2 separate regions of the Homo sapiens genome follow, and region 1 is linked to region 2. A link is a contact called in ENCODE Hi-C or POLR2A ChIA-PET data. All regions are on one chromosome and are shown on one strand. The core of a region is the stretch at or near the end of the contact, and the rest is flanking DNA. Distances in the headings are between cores, read along the strand shown.

The links. Hi-C counts contacts between places; a loop is a spot of excess contacts on that map. ChIA-PET counts read pairs that join two places held with the same protein, here RNA polymerase II (POLR2A). Pooled maps may share reads with other maps.
Region 1: a map of endothelial cell of umbilical vein shows a loop between it and region 2 (6-fold over the local background). The contact joins two enhancer-like sites. A Hi-C loop is called at or near these places in 4 of 168 maps with a recorded cell type or tissue (A673, PC-9, endothelial cell of umbilical vein and 1 more), 1 of 37 single-sample maps with no recorded cell type and 9 of 50 pooled maps. POLR2A ChIA-PET finds 5 or more read pairs at or near these places in 2 of 52 experiments (activated CD4-positive, alpha-beta T cell and activated T-cell).

The regions. Positions count from the first base shown.
Region 1 is chr4:173,408,578-173,414,566 of GRCh38, forward strand. LOC112268474 (a long non-coding RNA gene) reads left to right here. Exons shown (of 3, transcript XR_002959832.2): 3 at 1-5,503. It also overlaps a transcript of SCRG1 not described here. Among named protein-coding and RNA genes, the nearest start is that of SCRG1, 12 kb to the left of the region's middle. Within about 2 kb of position 4,643, at least 2 of the 41 ENCODE cell types and tissues checked have a DNase peak (open chromatin) inside an H3K27ac peak, as active enhancers do; they include A673, where a contact is called at or near this core.
Region 2 is chr4:173,249,754-173,255,746 of GRCh38, forward strand. The region is part of intron 2 of GALNT7 (polypeptide N-acetylgalactosaminyltransferase 7); the gene reads left to right. Among named protein-coding and RNA genes, the nearest start is that of MIR548T, 15 kb to the right of the region's middle. RefSeq lists an enhancer at 5,014-5,063. Within about 2 kb of position 2,643, at least 6 of the 41 ENCODE cell types and tissues checked have a DNase peak (open chromatin) inside an H3K27ac peak, as active enhancers do; they include A673, where a contact is called at or near this core.

The DNA of each region.
Region 1 (5,989 bases), core at 3,393-5,892, 160 kb after region 2:
TATGTAAAATATTTGAGAAAATAGAGAAGGATAAGTATCTGAGAATGAAGGGTTTAAGAATATCACACAAGTTCAATGTCTTTCCCCTCCCCATAGAAATTTTGACCATTTTAGTGTCAGAAAATTAATGAGTCTGCTAGGCGCCGTGGCTCACGCTTGTAATCCCAGCATTTTGGGAGCCTGAGGCAGGCGGATCATGAAGTCAGGAGATTGAGACCATCCTGGCTAACACGGTGAAACCCCGTCTCTACTAAAAATACAAAAAATTAGCCGGATGTGGTGGCGGGCGCCTGTGGTCCCAGCTACTCCGGAGGCTGAGGCAGGAGAATGGCGTGAACCCGGAGGCAGAGCTTGCAGTGAGCCGAGATGGCGCCGCCGCACTCCGGCCTGGGCGAAAGAGCAAGACTCAGTCTCAAAAAAAAAAAAAAAAAAAAAAAGAAAAGAAAAGAAAAAGAAAATTAATGAGTCTAAAGCTATCTCAGCAAATAATGGGATTTTCTTTCCTGACCTAAAAGGTTCTGAGATTTCTCCATTAGAAGCCTGCCTCACTGAGAGGTGAGGACTTTTTAACCAATAAGCCTGGAGGTTTTAGGGCTTTAGTTTAGCATAAGGAATTCAGGAGAGAATCCCTGGGAATGTGATTCTCCCTGAAGCAAGTCACATGTTATGATACATTAGATGGGAGCTTCTGTGGTAGACCATGTCCCTCTTAACATTATAACAGGGGAAATCTTCCTTCTACCTCTTTTTTCATACCCCTTACCTGTGTGACAGAGGGCCCTTCAGATGCTTAGCTGCCTCTCCTATTCTAGGATCTCTTTCTGTCCTTTGATTTTCATCTTTATCTCTCTTTCTCCATGTCTCTTCCTATCCTTTTGCTCCCATGAAACTATTTGTGCTATGCTCTGTATCCTTCCAGGTTGTGACTCATGTCCCATTTGAAGCTGGAGAAGCAGCAAGATAGACTAAGATATGAATTCCCTGGATCTGCGTTGGTAGTTCCCTGCATACTTTTTTTTTTTTTTTTTTGAGACAGAGTCTCGCTCTGTTGCCCATGCTGGAGTGCAATAGCGCAATCTCAGCTCACTGCAACCTCTGCCTCCCAGGCTCAAGTGATTCTCCTGCCTCAGCCTCCTAAGTACCTGCGATTACAGTCACACACCACTGCACCCAGCTAATTTTTGTATTTTTAGTAGAGACAGGGTTTCACCATGTTGCCCAGGCTGGTCTTAAACTCCTGACCTCAAGTGATCCGTCCGCCTCGGCCTCCCAAAGTTCTGGGATTACAGGTGTGAGCCACTGCATCCAGCCTCCCTGCATACTCTTAAGTATGCCAATATTAGGTGAGTGGATATACATGTCACTGGAAAAAGAACATTTTGTGGCCTTACAATGGATGTTCTTTTCAGTATCCCCCTGACATGGCAAAACAAACTTACCGAGTGCTAAAGATCCTCCAGGAGGAAAGGGATGAAGACCTGGGGAAGGGATCTCCGTCCCATTTGAGATTCAACCTAAGTAAAACTTTCTGAAGGGCTAAGATAGCTCTGACTGAGGTCTCCCAAGAAGAGAGAGTCTGGCTCAGTGACAGGTTCAACACCAGAGCGTAGAGGTTTGTGGGGACAGCTTGTTCTAGATCCTGTGTGTAGCTGTGGTTAGAAGCCCAATTATACCCAGCCACTTTGGCAAAGCTGTCATGTTTAGGGAACAGTGGCTGATTGTGTGAGTGTAAACCCAATAAGCTGTTGTCTTGGGCGTCCATATGCACAGTGCTACCCTGCTGCCTGTGCAGTGTTCCATAGCAGCAAGGCCATTCCTACAGCAAGACAAGGACTCACTGAAGCCTGATGGAATCAGTTTTCAACAGTGACATTGTACAGAAGTTATGTTTAAAACCAGAACCTGTTAATGGACTGGTCACATGGACCACTGAAACAAGACTACTACCTTTGGACTAAGTTAATTCTCAGGTTTCTGTACAACAGAGAGAATGAAGGTTCCTTAAGAAAGAGAAACCAAATTACCTACTATATGGAGGAATGGAGGCTTAAGCAAGCAATTGGAAAAATAAAGAGAGATCCCCAAATTTTTCGTCCTAAACTGATCGAGATCCCTACAGATTATATTTAATATGCTAACTCATTGTGAATCTCTAAGAGCTGAAGGGTTTGCTAAATTTGTTTGACTACTGGACTTTTTAAAAAAAACTATATATCTCAAGAGACTGGACTCTAAGGAACACTTGTTATAATAGAAAATGCTTCTTCGGTGACAGAATTTTAGATATTAGGTCATGACAAAGGAGCAGCACATTGGGAGCAGAGGCCCTTTCCTGGCACCCACCCATATAGTTGTTTGACTGTCTCAGAGTAGACTAGTTCTGGGGTTCTGTGCTGTTAATCATGTTGCTCTAGTGACTCTAACCCAAGAAGGGCAGAGTGTGCAGTGAGACAGTGCTGAGATGGGATTCCAACTTCCTCCTTAGCTCCATCTATCATTATTAGCCTTTGAATAATGCCCACCACCTGCAATTGCTCGTTGGCTACATGAGAGTAGAGATTTCCCGTTTTATTGTTTTATGCATCCTCAGTGTCTAGAACTGTGCCAGGCACCGTTTAAGTACTCAATAACTATTTATCAAATGAATGAACTTCTGATCTAACACTGTCCTGGCAAAGACACTAAAAGCCTAACTTAGCAATTTCTTTTGTACAGTTTGTACCTTGTGGCTACAAAGATTCAGGAAGTATGAGAACAGTGATGACTTGGAACTACTAACTAGGTTTGGTGGGCCCAGTCCTCAGCAGCAAACAGTAAATAATGTTTTATTTGTAAATCAAGTGAAACCTATCTTTTCCCAGGTTGGACCAACCCAGAATGGGGGTCGGGGTTACAACCATCTCAAACCACATCAGCTGAATCACCATCCCCCTAGTTCCACATTGCTCAATCTGAGGATAAATTGCAACATATTTAGCAACCTGTATGGTGGCATATTTTAATAAATAAATGTATTTCTATAAATCAGTATATAAATAAAAATTAAAAATATTTCCTTTCTAGTCTTTAAACTATGTATCATGAAACTGTTTACAGTGTAATGTAGCTTACAAGGCAACATTTTCATCAAATCATTCTAATAATTTCTAAATCATTATTGATTTTTAGAAATTAATGGTATGGTCTTATGTTTGGTAAGCTCTCACTAAACTAAATGCTGCTTGTCTCTAAGCTACAGTTTTATGGAGGAAACTGTACTAAATGCTTCCAATGGCTTCTCCTTGTGTCGATGGTTATTAGGTGTGGTCCCAGGCATGTGCCTCAGCAGGAGAGTGATTGGGTGGGGTGCCCACTGTGTTTAGAATGCTAGCGTTTTTCACCTCATCTGTGTACCCAGAGTACTTTTGCTTCTGCCCCATCTACAACCCTGTCACTAGCCCAGCTTGTTCTGCTACTCCTGCCAACCCTGGACCCCTCCTGAGCAGCAAGTAGGCACTGTGTCTGTCTCAGCTTCCACCTTGGTCTTCTTATATCATGCTGCCCTGTCCAGATGCACCAGTCCCAAGTCCCAAAACCACTCATGCAGTGGCCACTGCATGATGTCATTTGGTGGCATGTGGTCTAACTTAAGCTACTTACCAACCATCAGGGCAGAATTTCCAGTTTCTACCTGCAGTAACATCATGCCTGTGTGTATTGGCTGAATATAAGCCATGGCCCCGTCTCTTCTGAGTAGTTCCGCAAATCTCAAGGCCATCTCTCACATTTATGTTAGAACAAGGCCATGAATGCTGTTTTCTTCTATCTCATGATCCCTACCATTTCTTCTTCTGTTTCTCACCTCAATAAAATGGCTCCCATGTTGATGCCTTGATTCCCGGAAGGAGCTACTGTTTTGCTTTGCCTCTTAACATCGCTCAGGTGATGCTGCCCTTGCTGATACTCTGTCTCTGAGCTGAAGCAGGAGAAAATCCCCTCTGTTGGCCTGAGTGGCCCATGGTCACCAGCCCAAGGCTGCCTCATGCTCTTCGTGACTTACTGCTTGCTATAATCCTGAGTCTGTGGATGATCACATCAGAAAACGCCCTCAGTTTACTGTTGCGTCCCACTGCTTCCCATCTTCTGAATTAAGACTGCACATTCTGGCTCTTTGCCTTGGGTAATCTTTTCCCCCAATAACTTGGGAGCTTTGATTCCAAGTGGCTTAGGAGAGTTGTTCTCCACACAGCTGGGTACCAGAAGCAGCCAGCTGAATGGGACCAAGGCATGAAGACTGAAAACCTCGCAGGTGACTTGGATCTTCATCCCAGGTTGAGAATCTCTAGCTTAGGAGTCTCTTTTGAGTCCTAAAGGAAATACTCAATTTCCCCCATCTGTCAGGTCCCTGCCACATCTACCGACATGTGCAATGGGATTAATTCTTAAGAAATTCATATACAGCTTAGACTGTTGCTCAGAGACTCCTGCCACTCTGTGAACCACCCCTATGGACACTGATGCACAATTTCCTTTGGGTTGATCTCATAAGTTGCATTTCCAAAAAAAAAAAAGAAAGAAAATAATAAGACCTTGACATCATAAGGAAACCACTTTTAGTTGCTCCATTTCCTGGAGCCTACAGCTGGCAAAATGCCTGGGACAAGATGTATTCAATTCAAGGCAAAGCAGAGTTGTTAGGAGAAGCAGATGGCCCACCTAAGGTGAAAAAATTACTTTCTTGTGAGGATAGGCAGGGCAGTTTATTCACCTCTTCCTCTAGGAAGGTGAGAACGTGTGGAGACAAAATAAATAAAACACATTACAAGCTCATTCCACAGATGAACAGAACAATTGGTGCTGAACAAGTCTACAGGAGGCATCTTCCAGCCTCCAGGAAAGCTGTAGGAGCTTGTCATGCATGCATTAAAGTGCCCCCAGAACTCGAAAACCATTCCATCAGAGGAGCTAATAAGAACCAACGAGTCATTGACAACAGCAACCATCAGTAACCCTCTCTGAGAGCTGGTAATGAACAGCAACAAATATTGGGGATAGTTAAGATGAGCCAGGTAAAGGTTCAGGAAAATGACTGAATAGATTACAGGCAGCAGGAACTGTGATCCATCTGAAGAAAAAGGGGAATCATGTGAGTGGATGTGTGGCAGCTAGAAAATCTGCACATATTGAGGTAAGAGGAGGCCAGGCAGTGAGAATTTGTTGTGATTATCTAACTTTCCAGAGGAGAGAGACATGTTTCTTGGTAGCTACTCATGTTCAGATTATCTAGAAAGTACATTTCATTCAGAAGTCTTCTCCAATATCTGGATGCTGCACCCCTTAAGGTTATGCAATGCTTTTGCTCTGAATCCTTGTTCACAAGCAACAACCTGATTATGAATTTGGTCTCCCAGGTACCTTGATAATGGGCAGAATGTGTCCAAGATTGAGGGAACAAGTTTGGAGATCCTTGGAAAGGCTTATTGTGTACCTGTTACAAATAAATAAATGTGGGTTTTGTTTGAGAGTTTGGTTAGCACGGGTCAGTTTCAACCTAATCACCCAGCAACACAGACAAAATCCTCTCTTGGGACCTGCATGGCTGAGGGTCAGACCCCGGAACACTTTGGCCACTCCTCTGTATTGCCATCCTGTGAGGCTCCACTGGAGCAGCCTGGGCCTTCCTCCCTGACATCTGTGCCTGTTTAAATTTAACACAATCAGCCCAGAAAGTCATCTCCTCACCAGTTTCTTTAAAATCAACAGAGGATAATTCCAAGTAATGTTTTCTGTAATGCATTCTGGAGTCTCATAGCCCTGAACCTTAGGAAACAAGTTGCATCTCACACTCTGTGAGCATCTACCCAAGTAGCAAACTCAGCTTCCTGCAGTGGTCCCTGCTGTCTTCTTCACCCTGATGGGGTGAGTCTTGGTGAGGCCACATGGTGACGTACAGGGGATCCTTAAGCAAGGAGTTGGAAAGGAAAGGTTACGCTGCCAAGCACAGCTCCAA
Region 2 (5,993 bases), core at 1,393-3,892:
AATTTTAACTCGGTGTTCTGTGTTTTATCTGGCAGTCTTAGTCAGGAGATAAAGATGGTTGTTAAAGAGTTACAGCTGCCATGTGAGGACCCTTTAGGACCCCTAACAGGATCTCGAGTCCCTCGTCTAGAACGTGTCTCAGTTATCCTCAGTGCAGCACTCAGTCAGATCCCTCATCTCTGTTACAGAGGTGCTTTGCGAAATGACTGGTGGCATTTCATCACTGTAATGAGGGAGAAGGGAAGGGACTTTCTGCTGCAGGCTGGGACTTAGTATAAAGTTATTGAATTCTCACAACCAAACTGTGAGAGAGCTCTTACCTGTGTGTGTGAAGTCTGAGGCTCAGACAGAGTTGTGACTTCTTTGCATTTACCTAGAAGAATGGCAAAACTGTGAGTCGCCCCTAGGTGATTTGGTGTGAAAGCCCCTTTGTCTCCATCACTGCACACCTGAGGTATATATCTCTCTCTCTGAGTAGTGTACCTCAGTGCAGATGTTACAATCAGAGGGTGAGCTTAACAGTGTGGAAACAAGAAATTTTAGCACATAAACTGTTTATTTAAAAATATGTCACTTAAAACACCAATATAAATATAGCTAACTTTTCAATATAAGAAATAAGAAAATTAAATGATGTACAAGGCTTAAAGCAGGGCACAGGATTTAGAGACATCCTCTGTGCCTTCCTCCCCTTCACCCCTCACATCCAGTCCATCAGCAAGGCCCCTTGGTTCTGCCACCAAAATGTAGCCCAGATCACTTCTGAGGTCCGCTTCTTTCCTCTCCTCTACCTCCACCTGAGGCCATGCAACCATCATCTCTCCTGGAATCCTGCAGAAGTCTCGTTACTGGTCTTTCCATTTCTACTCTTGCCTCTTACTGTCTTTTTTTTCAGACAGAAATCAGTGTGGTCTTTTAGAAACCCAAATCTAAAACCATTCTGTGCCTTCCCATTGCACTTAAAACCCAAACTCCTAACGTGCAGCAGCCCCCACGCTGTGGCCCTTACCCACCTTGCAGACCTCTTCTTGCTACTATACTTCTTGCCCACATAGTCCAGCTGTGCTGGCCTGTCTCAGGTCTTCTGCATATGCTCTTCCCTCCTCCATGAATGCTTGTTCCTTTCTTCCCATGACGGGCTGGCTCCTTCCCATCCTTTAGGCCTCTCTTGCACTTCTCTAACCATGCTGTCTAATTTGCTAAGGCCCCACTTTATTCTCTATTACTTCTCTTTAGCCATTTTCTTCATGGTATCTATCAAATTTTATAATTAGATATTGGTTTATTAAGTTGTTTATTGGCTGCCTTTCTCATTAGATAAGTTCCTAAGAGCAAGAACTATGCCTATTTGTAAGCCTAGTAACTGACAAGTAGGAACTCAGTAGTAGTACCCAGTTGGTAAATATCTGTCGAGAATGAATGAACGTGTGAATGAAATCAGCCAGGGTTCAAACCTTGATGCCATCACTAGATGTGAGATCTTTGACCAGTTACTTGTCCTCTCTAACCCTCAGTTACCTAAACGTTAAGACAGATCTAACCATACCAATCTCTCAGGATTAGCATTAGAATTAAAATGACATAATTGACTACAAAAAGTCTTTTATTAGCCTGTTGGTTAGAAACCTGAGTATTATTAGCTGTTTTTACTGCTATGGTATTTTCTTCCTTACCTTGTTGTCAACATTCGAATGTTTTCAGTTACTATTTAGCTTTGATAGGCTCTGTTGCTTTTTGGAAAACATAAATGTCACACATTGCCTTGTCTACATCCTCTTGCTTCTACTAGTACCTTCCATGATGCTAAAGCCTTCATTTCCTTTGAAAATTTCAGACACACTGATTTCCATGGGAACCTCGCATCTCTGAGTCCTCCTTGCACCCCGCAGTTTCCTTCCTGTCTCCTTTCTTTCCTTCTTCCATGCCTTGCATAGCCAGTTCTGTCCCGTGTTCTTTCCTCTGGCACAACTGGAGCAGTGCCTAGAAATAGGACATTGCATGTTTTTGTGTATTATTTCTGTAAATATTGTGTCTCCAGTAAAATTAAAAGGCCCAAATCTATTTTAGTAAATGCTCCTAAGCCTCTCTTTGAAATCCTATACTAGTGATAAAAGTCATTTTTTAATATTTCAAAATGCCCAAATATAATAAATCCCAGAAACTTTTTTAAACTGAATCCAAATTATTTTTTAAACTGGATTCTTTCTCCCACTTAAAAAAAATGAGATAGGCTTCATTCCTTTTTGAACACTTACAATTCAGTGTAGAGTATAACATACTTTTCTAAGTAAAATTATTTATACTTTAGAATGTGGACAATCTTTGGAATTTTTCTCTAAAATAATAACCAACCATGAATAAAAATCGCCTAAGTGTTGCATATTACCTAATATGCATATTAGCACTTGTCTGCTTTTACTAGCAACATATTGAAAACATATCGCACATCCATATTGTGCACATGAGGATGCACCCTTCCTCATCCTCATCCCTCATGGGGAATGTGCTTGGAGCCCCTCAGAAGCTGGCTTGCTGTGGCTGGCTTTTTGCCGCTTCAGAACACAGGCCCTAACAGCCTTGTTCTCCTGCCTCTGTCTGTCATAGAAATGAGGCACCTGCATAGCTTAGAGACCAGGCTTGGGCTGTTTGTCCAGCTGTGACATCTGACACTGTGGTTAGCTTGTTCGTTCTTGCGGCTGTTGTGTAGTCTTTGTAGATGAATGTTCTCTTCCCTAGAAGCAGGAGAGAACTGTCCAGCTGCTGGCATGACTCACACTTCTGTATGTGATAGCTTTGAATTACATTCACTGACTGAGTAATTTATTGGCTGTTGATTGCGTGTTAAAAGGGTGAGTAACAGTATTTTGAGTGAACTGGAGGCCTGCTTCTTTTTTAAAGACTTGAGCCAAGAATGACTTCACCTGCCTTCACACTTTTTTCTATAAAATACAAATATGATTTTCTTCACAGTTCAACAGATATTGAGTATCTCTAATATGTAATGCACTGTCCCTGCCTTCAAGGGGCTCACCATCTACCACTAGGGAGAAAGGAAAGAATGCCATAATGTAAGGCAGAATGTAAGAACCATTAGAAAGGTATTTTAATAATGTGGTTCAGAGGAGTGAGAGGTCAAGTTACAGGGGAGTCAGAAAAGGATACTTTGCCAGGCATGGTGGCTCATGCCTGTAATCCCAGCACTTTCAGAGGCTGAGGTGGGCTGATCGCATGAGTCCAGGAGTTCGAGACCAGCCTGGGCAACATGGTAAAACCCCATCTCTACCAAAAATACAAAAAAATCAGCTGGGCGTGTTGGCGCATCCCTCTGGTCTCTTCTACTTGGGAGGCTGAGGTGAGAGGATCCCTTGAGCCTAGGAGGCAGAGGTTGCAGTGAGCCGAGATCACACCACTGCACTCCAGCCTGAGTGATAGAGTGAGAGCCCATCTCAAAGAAAAGTAAAAGATAGTTTTCTTTTCTGAGGGGGATACTAGGGAAGACCCTGAAGGATGAGTAGGGTGCCTTCAGGAAGAGGGCACTTGAACATGTAGTAGAAGACATGAGCATGTAGTGCGGTTTACTTGGATCTGGAGGTATGTGGAGGGAAATACAGCTGGGAAGATAGTAGGGCATTGGAAGACTACATGCCATTCACAGAGTCTACATTGAATCTGGTATTTGGGAAGACCCACTGAAGGTTTATAAAGAGAACTTTGGGGATTTCAAACTAGTAGAGGTGTTAGAGTAGATTAGGGGGTGGAGGCCTGTTAGAGGGTTAGTGGCATTTGAGTGGGAACTCCAGTGGAGGTTATAGAACCAGAAAAAGGAGATTCAGTGTAAGAGAACAAAAGAGTTAGAAGCAGTAGGCCTTGGGAGGTGATGGAGTGGAAGGGGAAATCAAAGATAAATCCAAGGCTTTGAAGCTCAGTAACACAAAGAGGAGTGGTGCCATTAACAGAAAGAGGCTGGTTAGGATAGAACAGTCCACTCTGCCCAAAGCTCGTTTACCTGAACTGGTCTGCTGCCCGGTTTAGATGAATTCATGCAGAGCCAGTCAGGATAAGGAGCCTGTTTATGGGAAGAAGTAGAAAATTCTGTTTGTGGATAGGTTAGATTTTCTTCTGATAAAGTTTGGGATTTTATTTCCTTTTACTGTGAACTGCTGATGCAAACACTTGGAAATATTCTTACCCTTTTTTTCTGCCCAACAAAGCAGACAATCGGAGGTATTCTGATTCAAACAAATGAATTAAATATTTTGACTTATTGAATGAATTCATTTGCTTCTAATATTTAACCTTTTCTCCCACTTACACACCTTTTGCATTTCTGTTTTGTAGAAAAGCTATCTTAGTTGCAATTACAAAGTGAGATGATAGATGTAAAAGTGCTTTGAAAATTCTAAGAGCTATGCACATGTTAGTAAGATCGTTAATATCTTTCTTAAGCTTGTCTATGGGAAATATTTTTTAAAAAGATATTTTACATTTACACTCATGCCTTATATGCCAGATAATTCTCCTCTTACCTGAGTCCAAAATAAATATTAATTCTTATACTGTAATTTTATCTAAGGTGAATTGTGTTTGTGAGGTTTTCTTATTCTCTATCCATATTAAAGGTTCTCTTTGATATCTACCAAGCTATTTAGAATGTATTGCTATAATTTATAAAATGGTTGCTATTTTTAAAACATTGATTTAATTGGAATGCTATAGCTTTCCTTTTAGTTTTGTTTTATGTATCTTGATCCATAGATTTCAGCTAGAGCTAAAACCTTAAACTACTCATAAAACATTAAGACAAATATTTAGAATATATAGAAATCATACATACACATACATATATGAATCATGTATATGCAGAGGTATTTGTACTTTGCCCTAGTTTCTGTTTTTGGAATATGTGGTGGTTCTATGTGACCATCCAAACTAATTGATGACAATTTTTCACACACAATCCCTTTTTTACATAGATTGCCCAAAACATATTTTATTTTTCAGACTACAGTTTGGCAATTTTAGGTCTAATGTTCAGAAAACACATTTGAAAGTGGTTTCACATGACCCAAGATGGACATGTTGCTTACTGACCTGAAAATTTTTACTCTTGGAAACTAGACTACTTTGTGAATTCAGGGGTTTTCCAGATTTACTTTAAAATAAGTCCTTGTGTTCTGATGTCTACTTTTCTTCTTCACACACATATAAACACAAAAACATATACACATTGCATGTTAGAATTTTCTCAAGTTGATTTTTGTTTAAGGTTCTGGCTAACAACAGATGCATTTAGACAAACTGAAATTATTTTAAAAAACAGGAGTTAACTTACGTTACCCCCATTTCTACAGCAGTTTAGGGAGGTACCATATTTATTTCAGTGAGGCTACAAAAACTGGAAATCAAGGTAACTTGTTTCTCTAAACTTCCATTAGCAGAGTAGCAGCAATCTTGAATCCCTCTCTCCCTGAAGTGCCTTCTTACCCTTGATAGGTTCTAGATGGCTCCCTTCCCTTGGTGGAAACGTCCTTCTGCTGCCCAGACCTCATTTGGTTGATGAGAGCCTTCCCACTCTCTGGTTATTGTCCAAGTTGCTCTATTGACAGAGGATTTATCTTCATTTCCCCTCTCTTCATCCCTCTAGCTCTGCCACCAATGTTACAATTCACAAAGTATGCCTGATAAAAAGTTATAAACTCACGTTGCATTTATTGTATTTTCACAGACCTCTACCCCCAACTACGAATTTAGAAAAAGTTTCCTGGAGACTAGTTTGAAAAATATTTACGGTGGCACCACTAGATATCCCATAACAACCCACCCCAGTGACAGACAATTTCAGGAAAACCTTGACTCTTTTTTTCTCTCCGAATAAGTCTTTTGCCCATGGGAAACACCAACACAGAGATTAAGGGATGTTTTTTGTACCCTTTCCTCCTAGAGCATCTCAGTGTTTGAGCTAACAGTCTTTTCAAAGTATTTAGTCATTGTTC